Linked DNA regions of Homo sapiens: region 2 is linked to region 1. Evidence: chromatin loops called from intact Hi-C (ENCODE). Cell type or tissue: natural killer cell. All regions are shown on one strand.

Region 1 (8,000 bases):
ACTCATCAATTCTTATGATTAAGAGGCATTTTCGTTTCTTTTTCTGTAAACTGTCTAATTATATTTCTAGTCCATTTTTCTCAAGAATGGGGGGGAGGTTGGTCCTGCTCACAGTAATAGTACTTTTCGATTAATAACAGACATTAGAGAACTGCTGTACCCAGTACTGTACTCGGTGCTGGGGAAGCAGAACTCAGTACTAGTGTCAAAGACCTTTTGACTCCAACATTTGTTGTGTTATTGTTGTTGTTATTATTATTGTTGTTATTATTTTGAGACAGAGTCTTGCTCTGTCACCCAAGCTGGAGTGCAGTGGTGCAATCTCAGCTCACGGGAACCTCCGCCTCCCAGGTTTCAAGCGATTCTCCTGCCTCACCCTCCCAAGTAGCTGGCACTATAGGCGTGTGCCACCACGCCTGGCTAATTTTTGTATTTTTCGTAGAGACAGGGTTTCACCGTGTTGGTCAGTCTGGTGTCGAACTCCTGACCTCAGGTGATCTGCCCGCCTCGGCCTCTGAAAGTGCTGGGATTACAGGCGTGAGCCACCACGCCAGGCCCATTGTGTTTTAATTTTATCCCACTATTTTCACTATGTGTTAAGCAGAACTAATTGTGACACTCAGTTCAATGTTAGAGAAGTCAATACTTAACCAAAGAAGAACATCCTTGCTTGGAGAAAGTCAGCTTGATACACATTTAGAGGCATGGAAGACAGCCTGTAAAGCTGTGTGGGTGCTGATGGCTAGCCTGAGAGCCACATGGCCTACTAATGTGATGTTTTGCTATGCAGTTGCCTCAAAAACTTGAATACCAACATTTAAAACCACAAACTTTTACATAAATGTGAAGATTTCTGGAATTTGGAAAAAGATGGAGGATGTACACACACTGGGTCCCATTCCTGTGTGGCAGCATTCCCTGGATGGGGCGGTTCTATCTCCATTTCCCCGTGGTCCACTTCACTCTTGAGTTCTTCACACCTGCACATCCAGGTCGGGAGCCACTGCCACACATAGCTGTTCAGCACTTGGAATATGGCTAGTCCAGATTGGGATATGGCATTTTGTTTAACGTGACTACTAGAATATTTAAAATTAAATATATAATTCTTATTTTATTTCTGTTGGATGGTGCTGGCTTATATTCAGCCTGCTGCATTCACTTAAATTGTTTGCCCAGGCTTCATGTCCCATGGAGCTCTATCAGACTCATGTGCCCATGGTCATCATTTGACAGGATGAGAACATGAGTATCTTGCAAATATCTGACTTTTCACAGGTCTCTGCTGGTTATGGTGGTCATGGCACCTGCTTGCTCTTGCTCTGTCCCAGCAGAGTGTGGGTGAGAAAATGCCACAGGTATTTAAATCTGATCACTTACAGTCTTGGTGGGGAGCACTGTTGCTCGAATATTTTTTTAAATTCTTTTTATTGAGGTATACTCTATGTACAGCGAATTGTTCGTATCTTATGTATGCTTTTCAATCTGCCGTGATGATTCGTATCAAGGCACAGAACATTTCTGTCATCCCAGAAAGGTCCTTCCTGTTCTTCACAAGCAATTCCTTCTTTCGTAAAGAAATCACTGCCCTGATTTCTGTTACCACAGGTCAATTCAACTACATATGTGTGTGTGTGTGTGTGTGTGTGTGTGTGTGTGTGTATATATTTATTTTTTTTTTTTTATTTTTTTTTTTTTTGAGATGGAGTCTTGCTCTGTCACCTAGGCTGGAGTGCAGTGACACAATCTTGGCTCACTGCAACTTCTGCCTCCCGGGTTCAAGCGATTCTCTTGCCTCAACCTCCCAAGTAGCTGGGATTACAGGCACATACCACCACGCCTGGCTAATTTTTGTATTATTAGTAGTGACGGGGTTTTATCATGTTGGCCAGGCTGGTTTTGAACTCCTGACCTCAGGTGATCCACCCACCTCAGCCTCCCAAAGTGCTGGGATTATAGGCGTGAGCCACCATGCCCAGCCTCAACTATATATAAATTTTTAAAATTTAATTTAGTTTAATTTTATTTTATTTTTGAGATGGAATTTCGCTCTGTCTCTCCCAGGCTGGAATGCAGTGGCACGATCTCAGCTCACTGCAACCTCTGCCTCCCGGGTTTAAGCAGTTCTCTGCCTCAGCCTCCTGAGTAGCTGGAATTATAGGCGCCCGCCACCGTGCTCGGCTACTTTTTGTATTTTTGGTAGAGACAAGGTTTCAGCATCTTGGCCAGGCTGGTCTTGAACTCCTGACCTTGTGATCCACCCACCTCGGCCTCCCAAAGTGCTGGGATTACAGGCGTGAGCCACCAGGCCTGGCCTCAACTATATTTTTTAATGTTTACTTAATACTCATCTAGTTTTGGTATTGACCATGACTTATATTGCTATTGACTGTCTTAAGAGTAACACTATTCTAATAGGATAGCTCACTTAATTTTTTAGCAAATATCCTTAGGTGAGGTATCATTTGCATATGTCTTCTTTGTCAACTTGTTATATTGGAAATGTATGTGTGTTTCCTTCTTTATCAATAGCTGTTATCATCTAAAGACATTATTTTGTTTTTTTGTTTATTTTATGCATATGTGTGTGCTTCAGTTTTACTCTTGGTATCATGCTGGCACTGGTTTACTTTGACACTGTTAAGCAGATATTAAGCAGTCTATTGTGAAATCTTCTATGGTGAAATGATCCTGACATGTGAAATAGGTCAGTTTAAATGACTCATGGTTTTGTTGTTATTTTTCTGCTGTCCAAGGAAAGAGTCTCAGTAAAACATTGTATATGTTCCTAAAGACTGCTTATTGAGATAGCTCTTTATAATTAATACATGCCTTGATTGTGACTTACTCATCCCTGTCTTACAGGCCAAACTTCCAGATCTGCAACCATTTCCTTCTCCAGATGGTGATACAGTGACCCAACATGAGGAACTGGTCTGGATGCCTGGAGTTAACGACTGTGACCTCCTTATGTACTTGAGGGCAGCAAGGTAATAGGAATCTACCCCCATCCTGCTTTCTGAATTAGACCATCTGAACTGATTATAGGCAGTAAACTTTGCATTTCCCCTGAGATTTTATTTCTATATTGGGCGTTCTCTGACTTTAAGTTTGGTTACACCCTCTGTAATCGGGACCCTGGCTCTTCTTACCAGAGAAAAATAGTTTGAAGTAATTTTTTTCATGATGAAGTAATGTTTTTCTTCTTGGTGTTTGCCCCACATCAAATTTTGGAACTTTTCAAGAGGAAAACAGCTTAGGCCATACATACAGTTACCAAAACCTCTCAATCCAGTTGAGTACTTCAGTCATTCAGCTCATCTGAAAACCCCACTACAGAGGGGTGGGGGTGAGGGGAGGGAGAGCATTAGGACAAATAGCTAATGCATTCGGGGCTTAAAACCTAGATGACGGGTTGATAGGTGCAGCAGAGCACCACGGCACACATATACCTAATGTAACAAACCGACACGTTCTGCACTTGTATCCTGGACCTTAAAGTAAAATTTAAAACAAAAACAAAACCCTCTACAGATTTCATGTTCTGTCTCTACTTTGTGGCTGTTCATTAGTGCCTGTCCTGAACTTGACATTTTTGTGGCTTGCCTACATGAGAATATTTATCTGTGATCACCCTCGTGGCAGTTGCATAGAACATACAAATGCCTTCGATGCAGAGAGAAGTGTGAATTCGCTCCTCACACGGCACAGAGCGGGCACCACAGAGCGGTCGTCACAGAGCAGGTGTCACAGAGCAGGCAGGCAGACTTTGTATGTAGTGATTCTGGGTCTTGGCAACGACAACAAAAACATGAAAGCAAGGATTAGGGCATCTGAATTTTAACCCTGGATGGGTTTGTGGGTTTCTTTTTTTTCTTTTTTTCTTTTTTTTTTGGTTGTTACTTGTTTTGTTTTTTTGAAACAGGGTCTTGCTGTGTCACCCAGGCTGGAGTACAGTGGCACAATTATAGCTCACTACAGCCTTAACTTCCTGAGCTCAAGCGATCCTCCTGCCTCAGCCTCCTGAGTAGCTAGGGTTATAGACCCGTGGCACCATGCCCGGCTATTTTTAATTTTGTTTTTGGTTGAGATGGGGTCCTTTCTGTGTTGCCCCAGTTACCTGGCTGTTTTCTAGTCAACGGTGTTGTGCATGGTGGCATTCAGTAGAGATGAGAATGTGTAAGTGGAGTGAATGACTAAGAGGTTTTATCTCTGGTTTCTCACCTTTTTTTTTTTTTTTTTTTAAGACAGGGTCTCACACTGGAGTGCAGTGGCATAATCATGACTCATTACAGCCTTAACCTCCTGGGCTCAAGTCATCCTCCCACCTCGTCCTCCCCAGTAGCTAGGACTACAGGCATGCACCACCATACCTGGCTAATATATTTTTTTTCTCTCTCTATGTTGTCAGGGCTGATTTTGAACTCTCTGGCCTCAAGCAGTCCTCTGGCGTCAGGCTCCCAGAGTGCTGGGATTACGGGCATGAGCCATCACACCCAGCCATGATTTTTTACTTTTAATTCACCTAAAGGTAGTTGATATGCAGAATGAGAGGAATTAAGTAAAATTTTAGATGACTTAATTTCACATGTTTTCTGGAGACTTTTCTTTCAGAAGATTGTCATCTACTGAAATATTGTGGCTCATAGATTTAGATTCTTCATGCTCTCAAATCTAAAATCTTAGTACTGCTAAAACGTGGGAAGAAACAATACAAATGGATCTGACTAAAAGTAACATATGTCTTTCTGCGTGAGTGAAGAGGAACTTAAATTTATTTTTGGTCTGGGCGTGATGGCTCACGCCTGTAATCCCAGCACTTTAGGAGGCTGAGGTGAGCAGATCACCTGAGGTCAGGAGTTCGAGACCAGCCCGACCAACACTGTGAAACCTTGTCTCTACTAAAAATACAGAAATTAGCTGGGCATGGGGTGTTCCTGTAATCTCAGCTACTCGGGAGGCCGAGGCAGGAGAATCCCTTGAATCCTGGAGGTGGAGGTTGCAGTGAGCCAAGATTGCGCCACTGTACTCCAGCCTGGATGACAGAGTGAGACTCCATCTCAAAAGAAAAAAAAAAAAAAATAGGAGCAGAGGCAGAGCTGGGAACTGGTTCATCATGCGTGTAGTAATGGAATTTGTTCTGGGCTGGAAATGTCCTCTGAAAATTGAAGGTCTAAGTCTCTGTCCTGATATTACTATGTACTAATAAAGGAAAAACCTTTTCTTCTGAAGGAGCATGGCGGCATTTGCAGGAATGTGTGATGGAGGCTCTACAGAGGACGGCTGTGTCGCAGCCTCTCGGGATGACACCACTCTGAATGCACTGAACACAGTAAGTCTTTTGAAGTCACCCTGAGTGGGAAGACACTTCTTTTTCCCCTGAACTGGCTGTAGGGAATGTGTGATGAGTGCGGAGCATGAAGTCGCCTGTAGACTCAGGAGTGAGTTGTGGTCTTGGCTGTTGGGTGCCATGGGGGCTCCAGGCCAGTGATGTGGCACCTGCAGGTTCATTTCCTAATCTGTGTCTGTGCTGCAGGTTTGAGGTGACTCTCAAATGAGATCCTAATAATAGCACCTGATACTTAACTGAGGCCTCACAAAGCCAAGTACTGTGCATAGAAGATCTTGCTTAATCCTCACAACCACCTCTAGGTTCTATTTTTATTTTTATTTATTTTTTATTTTTTTGAGATGGAGTCTCGCTCTGGCAGTGGCGCGATCTCAGCTCACTGCAAGCTCCGCTTCCCGGCTTCACACCGTTCTCCTACCTCAGCCTCCGGAGTAGCTGGGACTACAGACACCCACCACGCCCAGCTAATTTTTTGTATTTTTAGTAGAGACGGGGTTTCACCATGTTAGCCAGGATGATCTCAATCTCCTGACCTTGTGATCCTCCCACCTCGACCTCCCAAAGTGTTGGGATTACAGGCGTGAGCCACCACGCCCGGCCTCTAGGTTCTATTATTATCACCTTTTTAGACATAAGGAAATAAGTTGAGAGAGATTAAGTCACAATTTAAGGTCATACCCCCAAGATTGGAATCTAGAAGCCGTGTTTTTGTACTTCACTGTTTCTGAGACCATGTATTTATTTTAAAGCACATGGAGGGATGGGAAGAAGCTAAACTTTTTTGCATAAACTTGTTTTTTATAAAGTATACTTTGGAACATGTTAATATTTTACATGACTATAAAAAGTTTTACACGAATAATTTCTAAAAAATTAAAAGTAAAGGGAAATGAGGCTAATGTTACTGAGTTGGTTGCATGACATACCATCATAATTACTCATCTACTTTAATCCCATAATAAACACACAGCAGCTCAGATAACAACACACTGCTGCAAACAATATGATTACTGAAACCAGTTGTCTTTCGTTCTTTGTTTGTTGTTGTTGTTTTTATTTGTTTTGGCCTTAGGCTATATCCCATGGGGCTGTATAGGAATATTAATGTATTTTAAAGTTACATGAAATAATTCCTCTCTATCATTACTAATGTGAAACCATTAAATCTGAAGAGCTAATGATATTTATGGAATCAATTTCTGATATATTGATAGTCTGCATCGTTGTGTATGTGTATGTAGGCTGTTGAGTATGAGGCTAAGCACCTCTTCTGATGATTAACCAAATGTCATTTAAGCACCCCTTTGTTCTTTTTCTTTTTTCTTTTTTTTTAATTTCTTGAGAGGTCACTATAGTTAGAAGAGACTTTCAAGATCATCTGTCCCAGTTTCTAAATAGGAGAATCCGAGGCGGCTAGATGACTTAAATACTGACAGTCCCAAAAGTTCCTAACAGAGGGAAGAAAGTAGTCCCCATTCCTGATTTAGAAATCTACTGTGCAGCTTGCTTTTGAGGAAACGTAGATATCTGCGTGATATGGCTGATTTTTATTCCTAGTATAATTAGGTTTCTTGAGTATGATATAACATTTGAGTGGTTTTGCTAGGGATATGCCATTCTGTAAATAAGAGAATGTTTTTTCACATTGTCATAAATATTGTGTGTTTGTGTACATTGTCACTGATTCGATAGGATAGTTAGTGGGGATTTTTTTGTTGGTTAGTTTTAAATACAAAATCTTTATTTTGAGCATATGATTAAGCCAGAAGGGGCCTTTAAGATTATTTTACAGATGAGGAAGCTGAAACTCAGAGGTTGATGATACTACTGCCCAGTAGAGGCTGTGGTAGGTTAGATATGAATGTCTGTGAATTCAGAATACCTTAAAAGTGTGTGTACAAAGAGAAAGTCTTTGATAGGAACTTTTTTCTGTTGTTGTTGTTTGTTGTTGTTTTTTCTTGAGGCAAAGTCTCGCTCTGTCACCCAGGCTGGAGTGCAGTGGCACAGTCACAGCTCACTGCAGGCTCACTGCAGGCTTGACCTCCCAGGCTCAAGTGATCCTCCCACTTCAGCTTCCTGAGTAGCTGTAGCTGGGATTACAGGCATGTGCCACCGCACTCAGCTAATTTTTGTTTTTGAGACCATCTTGCTCTGTTGCCCAGTCTGGAGTACAGTGACACAGTCTTGGCTCACTGCAGCCTCAACCTCCCAGGCTCAAGCTTTTCTCCCACCTTAGCTTCCCAAGAGCTGTAGCTGATATCATAGACGCCCACCATCATGCTTGACTAATTAAATAAAAATTTTTTTTGTCAAGATGAGGTCCCACTGTATTGCCCAGGCTGGTCTCGGACTCCTGGGCTCAAGTGATCCTCCTGCCTCGGCCTCCCAAAGTGCTGGGATTACAGGTGTGTGCCACTGCACCTGGCCTTTTTTTAAGTTTTATTTTTTTTGTAGAGACATCGTCTTACTTTGTTGCCAGGGCTGATTTCAAACTCCTGGTCTTAAGTAATCCTCCTGTCTCAGACTCCCAAAGTGCTAGGATTACAGGCATGGGCCACCATGTCTGGCCAGTTGTTCTCTGTATAAAAGCTTTGTGAAAAAAATCCTGCTTTCATAACTGTGCTATCAGTTGAATTTTGAATAATGAAGA
Region 2 (8,000 bases), 100 kb after region 1:
CAGATTTCTATATGACACAATTGGACAAAGACCCTATATATGTGTGTTTATAGAAAAGTATATAAATATATGGCCAGGTGAGGTGACTCACTCCTATAATCTCAGTGCTTTGGGAGGCCAAAGAGGGAGGATCACTTGAGGCCAAAATTTCAAGACCAACCTGGGTAACATAGAAAGACCTCATTTCTACAAAAAATAAAAATATTAGCCGGCCATGGTGGCATGCGCCTGTAGTCCCACTACTTGGGAGGCTGAGGTGGGAGGATTGCTTGAGCCCAGGGGTTCAAGTTATAGTGAGCTATGATCATACCTCTGCACTCCAGTCTGGGTAACAGAGCATGACTTTGTCAAACTATAATATATATGTACACACACACACACACACACACACACACACACATATGACACAGGAATGGAAAGGAAGAGACAAAACTGATTTGTAGGTGATATATTTATATTAAAAATGTAGACACTTAATTAGTGGAGCAAATGAAAATATAGAAAAATTTTACAGTTTAAAGATTTTTAAAAAATTGGTAGTATTCCTATGGACCACCACCAACAAAGTAGAAAATGTAATATATTAAAAATACTGAGCCGGGTGCAGTGGGATGACCTTGTAGTTGCAGCTACTCAGGAGACTGAGGCAGGAAGATCACTTAGGCCCAGGAGTTGGAGTCCCACCTGAATGACATAGTGAGACTCTGTCTCTTAAAAAAAAAAATGCTGTTCACAGTGGCTACAGAAACTTATAGTTTATAAGATTCCTAGCAGTAAGTACAACAAATGATATGCAAATTCTTTATTTTTTTTTTTAAAAAAAGACATAATAAAATATTAAAAGACCTAAAAAAAAGACGTAGATAAATGGAGAGATGATGCGCCGATGTTAATGGAAAAAGTACTCTGCATTATAAAGATCCCCTTACTCTCTCATTGCTATATCATTTCAATCAAAACTTTAACAGGATTTTTTTGTGGAACCAGCAGACTGATTTGTGTGGTAGAATAAAGGTCCAAGAATAGCAAGAAAATTGAGTAAGAAACAAGGAAGATAGGCTTTATACAAATGAGATAAGACTTGTAAAGTTAGAGTAATTAAGACCTGGTGGTATTGATGCAAAATAGAGACGTCAGTGTAATGGGGGCAGAACTATGTGATATCCGTGGGGAACTAACCAATTATTCAGTAAATGGTTTGGGACCAATGGGCTTAGCTGGCATATGGGAACAAAATAAAATAAGATTGTAACTTTCAGATAAGTTAAAGCCAGGAAAAACAAGACTTTAAAACTGTAAGAAAATAGAACATTTTAATGTTCCCTGAGTAGGGAAGGGTTTATAAGAAATAGTACAAAAAGTACAACTCAAAAAGTAAATGATAATATATTTATCTATATTAAGACTTAAAAAGTCTGTGTTTTATAGGAAACCATAAAGTGAGAAAAAAGTGACAGACTGAGAGAAGATATTTATAACATAACTGGATTAGTATCTAGAATGCATGAAGAACTTGTAGAAATCTATAATAGACACAAGCAGTTCAATAGAAAAATGGGTGAAAGATGAGAACAGGTAGTTTTAGCTGAGAAAATCTGAAAAGTCTGCAAAGTTTTGCAGCCTCACTAACAGGGAAATGCAAATTAAAATACACATATTACTTCACACCCGTTATATTTACAAAAAAGTTTATCAGTTCTAAGTAGAAGTGAGGTTGTTGAAAAGCAGGTACTCTCATGTACTCCTAGTGGCCGCGCACATTGATGCACCTGTTTGTTGTTGAGATATGAAGTGAAAATCACAGATACCTGTAAAAATAGCAAATTTTTCGATGTATAGCAAGGCCCTGTGCCAGATTCCATGGGTGTAGTGGATTGCATACCCAACTGGTCATCAGAGTCACCTGACAAAATCTGTTTTTAGGCTGCGTATTTTCTGGTGATCTTCCAGAGTTGGGGAAGACTCCTCCCCCACACTAGAGTTCAGTGAATACTTCACTGGGGAGTCAAAACATAAATACGCATGATAAATAATAAGAAAAAGGAAAAATCATTTAAGACTGATAACAGATGTTAGAAGCACTACGTGATTAATTGCCAAATAAATTGTAGAGATGGTCGTTGTTAATAGAAGAGGATCTTATTTTACACTGGGGCGGTCAAGACACACGTCAGGAAGAAGCTGAGACTTGAACTAGGCCTTGAGTGATGGGGAGATGGTGAGAACCAACCCTGAGCAAAGCACACAGGAGAGCAAAGCTATGGAGATTTCATCAGCCACACTCAGTACTAACCCCCTTGCCTGAGAGTCAAGACCTTTTATACTGTGGTCCAAATCAGCTTCTCCAAGCCCCTTCCCTACTGCTTTTCTTTCTGCACCTCTGGCCCTTGCCAAACACTCAGGCTTCCTGTCTGCCATTTCTTCCTGCAGTGTTCTGCCCAGAATGCCTGCCCTTCTGTTACTCCATGTGGAAATGCTCTACATTTTTAAACTTAATTTCCTTCATTAATCTTTCTCTAATCTGAGGAGGATATAACTCTGTCCTTTGAATACCCCTGTAGAACATCATGCCTCTCTTAGGGCCTTTCTCTGGCTCTGCATTGTCTTATGAAATTCTATCTTACACCTCCCTTTTTGGATTGAGCTCCTGAAGGCAAGGACTGTCTTACTCACATTATCTTCATCATGGTGCCTTGCACCTAGATGCTCAAGAAATATTTGTATGATTGAATTAAAGTTGAAAGTTGCAGTCAATCTTTTTGAAGATTATTCTGGCAACAGTGTGTATCAGAGAATAAAGAGCCTGAAATCAGAAAGTACAAATAGCAGAAGGTCTTGGGGGATGGTGCCCAGTAAGAACAGGAAAGATCAGAAGAGTCAGGAACTTACTGCATATGGGGGAGGAGGTAATAATGGTCTAAGGCGCGTGGATCCTCAAGGCTTAGAGAACTGAGAAGCCAGCAGGAAATAAAACTGTAGCACAGTTGGGTTATTGCCATTTTGGTGACAGTTTCATGTGTTTTTTTTTTTTTTTCCTGTGTGAGTGTGATTTTGCTCAACATGAGTTTGGTAACTGGGATCAGAAAGGTTTTGTTCCTTGGTACATTTTACAGAATGGTTGCTAAGCCAACAGAACTCAGAATTGAGTTCAAATCCCAGCTATCCCACTTATTCTCTGGGGGTTTGGGGTAAGTCTCTTAGATGCTGTAAAATTTAAGTTCCTCAGTAATGAAATGGGGGCACAAATAGAACCTCCCTCAGAGTCGTAGTGAAAGTCGAATAAGGCAGCAGTGATTGAGCTCTTATTATGCACTAGGCACTGTTCTAAGCACTTGAACTTACTTAACCTTCATAGCATCTCCATGAGGCAAGTGGTGGTGTTGCCATCACAATACGTGTGAAGAGAAAGGAGGCAGAGAGATTATGATGACTTGCCCAAAGAACACAGAGTTCACACTGAATTGGAACTGGAACTTGGGCAGTGTGGTTGCAGAGCACCCAGTCTTAGCTGCTGTGCTGTTTCTGACTCAGTATCTGTCACATAGTAAACATTCCATTAGAATCAGCTCCTGTTTCTCCTCCCAGGGAAGACACACAGTACATTTTGCCTGAGATAACTGTCTCACCAGATGTGTATACAGTCACGTGGTAGACTGGAAAGCACATTTGTGAGTGTTAGTTCTCATGGTCCTTTGAGTTTTCCCTTACCTTTAAAATGCAAAGATGCTGTTGAAAGTGAATAAACTGATACTGTGGAGAAAGCATGATATATCACAAAGAATGCCATTGTGGAAAAAGTTCACTTTGACTGCTTAATGAGGGGGAGGGGTCTCCTTTGGGGGATGATGAAAGCGTTTTGGAATTAGATCTGAGGGCTGCACGCATTGTAGATGTATTAACTGCCTCTGAATTGTAAACTTTAAAATGATTAATTTTATGTTATGTGAATTTTACCTCAATAACAATTTTTTTAAGTTAATTCGAGTTGGGTTTTACCTTTGGAAGTATAATTACAAAGCGGGCAATACTTCATGCTGTTAAAATTAAACTTGATTTATTAGACGGCTGACTGCTTCCGTTGTTATCCACAGCTGAAAAGGAGATGAAGATCCTGCTTGTAGCTGAGCAGTCTTTAGAAGTCTGCTGCATTCTTCCCAAATTCCATCACTCTAGTCAAGAGTAAGAGGATTTGATAATAGGGGACTGGTTTCCTCTCGGCTCTGTGATAACTGGGGACTGGTTCCAGGAGGGCAGGTACTTTGTATGTGAGTTTTCATGTACTTCACATTATGTCCATGTCACGTTCTTCAACTTGATCAGCCTTTGAATTTTGGCATGGACAACAAACTCCACATTGAATTCAGCTCTAGAAGCTGGGATTCAAATTTGACCCCAGAATGGACCCCAAGTGATAGCACAGCAGCCCTTCCCCCCTCCCACTTTCCTGATGGTAGAAACAGGATAATTAGCATAGGTTTTCAAGAGATGATCTCTGCTCAGTTGTTCTGTGCCTTCTCACTTGTCACTAAGGCTCTTAGCCCTGGCTTGAAGGCTTTTGCTAATATTTCTTGGGGAACAAAGTCTTTCTCTGGAATCCATTCAAGGTGGGTAGTTAATGGAATGGCTGTCCTTTAAGCACAGAGAGAGGGGTGGTGTCACCTATGCCTTACAGAGCAGAATAATAATAATAGAATTGGTCCTCGTTCGAGTGTTCCTTCTCAGATTTGTGCTCCCGTGTTCCTTGGGCACTCTCACTGGCTAATTCTCTGCAAACATCACAACTCAGGCATGGAACCTCTCATACTTCCTCCTGTGCCCCCACTGCAGGCCTTCAGTGCATGGTGGTGGTTTTGGTTTTGGTTTTTGTTTCCTCTCCTCTCCCGTTTTAGAAACACGGATGTCTTATATTCCCACAAAAGAATTTAGGAAATTAACCTGTTTACAAAAAGGTCCACACAGGTTTGACATTGCTTCCTCAAAGCACCTTGTTCACAGTTGCCCTTCTAGGTCAAGCTCACCTTCACCTTTTTTTTTTCCTACCTCCAGCTTCAAATGTCTCCAGGTGCCTGCATAGCTGAGCAGGAGAGGTTCCTTTTTTATGCAGACAAGACCAAAGAGGAAATTGTTCATTCTTTTTTTTTTTTTTTTGAGACAGAGCCTCACTCTGTTGCTCAGGCTGGAGTGTAGTGGCGTGATCTCAGCTCACTGCAACCTCTGCCTCCCGGGTTCAAGCTATTCTCCTGCCTCAGCCTCCCGAGTAGCTGGGACTACAGGCGTGTGCCACCACGCCCGGCTAATTTTTTATATTTTTAGTAGAGATGGGGTTTCACCATATTGGCGAGGCCGGTCTTGAACTCCTGACCTTGTGATCCACCCGCCTCGGCTTCCCAAAGTGCTCAGATTACAAGCATGAGCCACTGCACCCGACCCGGAAATTGCTCATTCTTTGGTATTATTATTTTTAGTTTCTTTGTACTTGATTTATTCTGTGGGCAGGAGAAGGGGAATATACAATATCTTATTACAGGAAATACTAGACACCTTATCTGAAAGTTTAGTAACAAACTTCCCTCATGGAATGCCTTTGGGCTGTTTGGCCCTTAAAATATGTTTTCTTTTTTATTTTATTTACATTTATTTACTCACTCAACCACTCAACAGACGTTTGAGTTTCTATGGGAAAGACATTTTAGATAGATGCTGAGGATATAAAAATGAGTAATACAGTTTCTCTCCCCTTAAAGTATTAATCACCTGCTAAGAAATGCAAACAAAAACCAAGTGTAACTGTGGTAAGTGCTTCATGGAGATATAATATATATATATACTAGTAGTGGATTTTATGGTTTACAGAGCAAGTTAACGTATTTTTTTCTTATTTCCTTGGGGTAACAGTCTTCTGAAGCAATTGGGTGACTCTGGCTGAGAGTTGGGACTCAGACCTTATGATTTGTCACTTTTTTGTTGCTCATTCCCCCTCTCCAGCACTGAGTGATGTGGGATTCCATGACTGATAAGTTTGTTCTCTGCAGTAGCTCCTTTCTTAAGTTAAATTACTGGAAAACGGAAATGTGTGTGAATTCCTTTTCCACTCCCGCTGTCCTTGGACAAATTATTTCATCTCTCTGTGCTTTAGTTTTCTCATCTATAAAATGGTGATAATATTATCTGCTTCCCAGGACAGTAGTGAGAATTAATTGAGTAGTTGATGGTCAGAATGATCTTGCCTGTATGTAGTTGTCGAACTTCAAATATTTTGAGAATCTGAAAAGCAAGAAATATTTCTCAAAATTGTTTAATTTGGAATTGTGGGCAGTATGTTTAGCATACTTCCAATCAAGATTTTGGTGAAGCTTTTTAATAATGGGGAAAGCTCTGTATAGTGTTGTGTGCAAGATGAATTGTGTCTGTTTACATTGGATTTCAGCTCTGTCCTACCTGTGCAGTTAGAGCCACCTGCATTAGAAATTGAAAGTTGGGATTATAGAATGTCAAGAAATGGCAGCTAATTTGGTTTTCCCAAAGTATAGGTCACCATCCTTCATCTTGTCTTTCTGGTCTCAGGAGCCCTTAGTGGAGAAATCAGGGATTTTTCTTGGGTTATGGTGTATAGGATTTTGCAGTGTTTTAAGTCCCCAGGTGGAGATTGGAGGTGGCCAGCCTTCATGGCAAAATCGTGGGCCTTGAGCTCCTATCATCTGAAGCTTCTAATTGCCCTTCAAATTATAAACAAAAAATGAAGGAAGTTTTAAAAGGTATTTTTATATGTTAATATATTTTCTTAGCAACATTTTCAACTCTATATAGTTTTTACTTTTACCTGGATACTAGTAATCCATAGTTGATTTGATGCCATTAAACTTTCATTCATGTAAATTGTCTCTGTATTATGTAGTTGCCCAGTTCTGGATGCATCAGAGTTGAGGGTTGCTATTTTATCTTACCTATGCTTTTCAAATAATATTGATAACAGAAATAACCAGAAATGGACCTTGCCTGCGCTTGGGTCCATTTGTTGGGAGATGCCCATTATGCTTTATGAACACTGTGTATTATTCTTAAAACACCTTGAGCTGTTAGAAAACCAACCCCATTTTATGAGTAGAATTAAACAGGACTTGGAAAGGGGGAGTGCTCACCCAGAGCAGTTTAGATTGAGTCAGCAAGAGAAAGGAGGGTCCCCTAAGCCACTGCTCTTTGTCATGCTACGGTCCAATCAGAAAGGCCCAGATGATGTGGATGCTATGGTTCCTGGCTTTGGGCCCCCAGTCACACAGGCCACGCTAAATAGGATACTGCATCTTACTTGGCATTTATTACCCTTGATGGAGGCGGAAATAAGAACTGTTGTATTTGGATCTTCCTAGAGCAGTTGGTGAACTGATGGTGCACTAGACTAAAAAATTCACAGAAACATCTGGAAAGGTAAGATCAAGTACTATAAAGTGTAGGACAGTTTCTGGCAAAGTAGCCTCCTTCTTGGTAGGTTGAGTCTTTGGGAACTTGGGGACGAATCCCTGCAGAAGTCCAATCTGAGCACCTTGCTATTCCTTCTCATGAGTAAGCCCACCACATTCTCCTTCTCCTACTTTCAGGATAAACTTCATCATGGTATTTTGGTGCACATCTTCATTGGGTAGTATCCAACTATATTTTCCACCGTCTCTACATGGTTTAGAATCCTTTCATTTTCTATGAAATGGAAACCCTTGAAAATGCCCCCAGAGAATGCACATCGTGTTCTCTGCAGCACTCTGTATCGCTTGCTTTGGTCAGAGGGCTGCTTCACGAAGAGCTGAAACTTTGCTCGCAAACATCCCTCCAGGGCTGGTAATCTTCCAGACAGGATGGCCCACTTGATAGAAATGTTTTCAGCACAACCTTGCAGCAGATGTTTGCTCTGGTGTGCTGGCGTAACAGATGCTGACCATATCTCTTGAGGGCCTCCACGTCCCTCATAGATGGACTCTACTGCTAGTGTGAGTTATGCGTACTTCAGG

What was found. Hi-C counts contacts between places; a loop is a spot of excess contacts. Peaks named below come from ENCODE experiments on the same cell type or tissue, not always from the same donor. Only the 100,000 strongest peaks of a DNase experiment are listed, where the experiment ranks them.
Region 2: it touches region 1 in a loop (2.0-fold over the local background); 2 of 110 quality-filtered maps call a loop at or near these places.

Annotation. Positions count from the first base shown.
Region 1 is chr1:8,492,395-8,500,394 of GRCh38, reverse strand. It overlaps RERE (arginine-glutamic acid dipeptide repeats), which reads left to right. Exons shown (of 23, transcript NM_001042681.2): 9 at 2,866-2,990; 10 at 5,233-5,332. It overlaps SNORD128 (small nucleolar RNA, C/D box 128), which reads left to right and starts at 5,482; the gene lies at 5,482-5,595. In natural killer cell, no CTCF peak of the experiment used is centred here; DNase peaks (open chromatin) are centred at 3,714 and 4,164; H3K27ac peaks cover 2,162 bases.
Region 2 is chr1:8,392,623-8,400,622 of GRCh38, reverse strand. The region is part of intron 12 of RERE (arginine-glutamic acid dipeptide repeats); the gene reads left to right. Among named protein-coding and RNA genes, the nearest start is that of RERE-AS1, 28 kb to the left of the region's middle. RefSeq lists an enhancer at 4,695-4,894. In natural killer cell, no CTCF peak of the experiment used is centred here; DNase peaks (open chromatin) are centred at 1,752, 3,392 and 4,842; H3K4me3 peaks cover 279 bases; H3K27ac peaks cover 1,148 bases.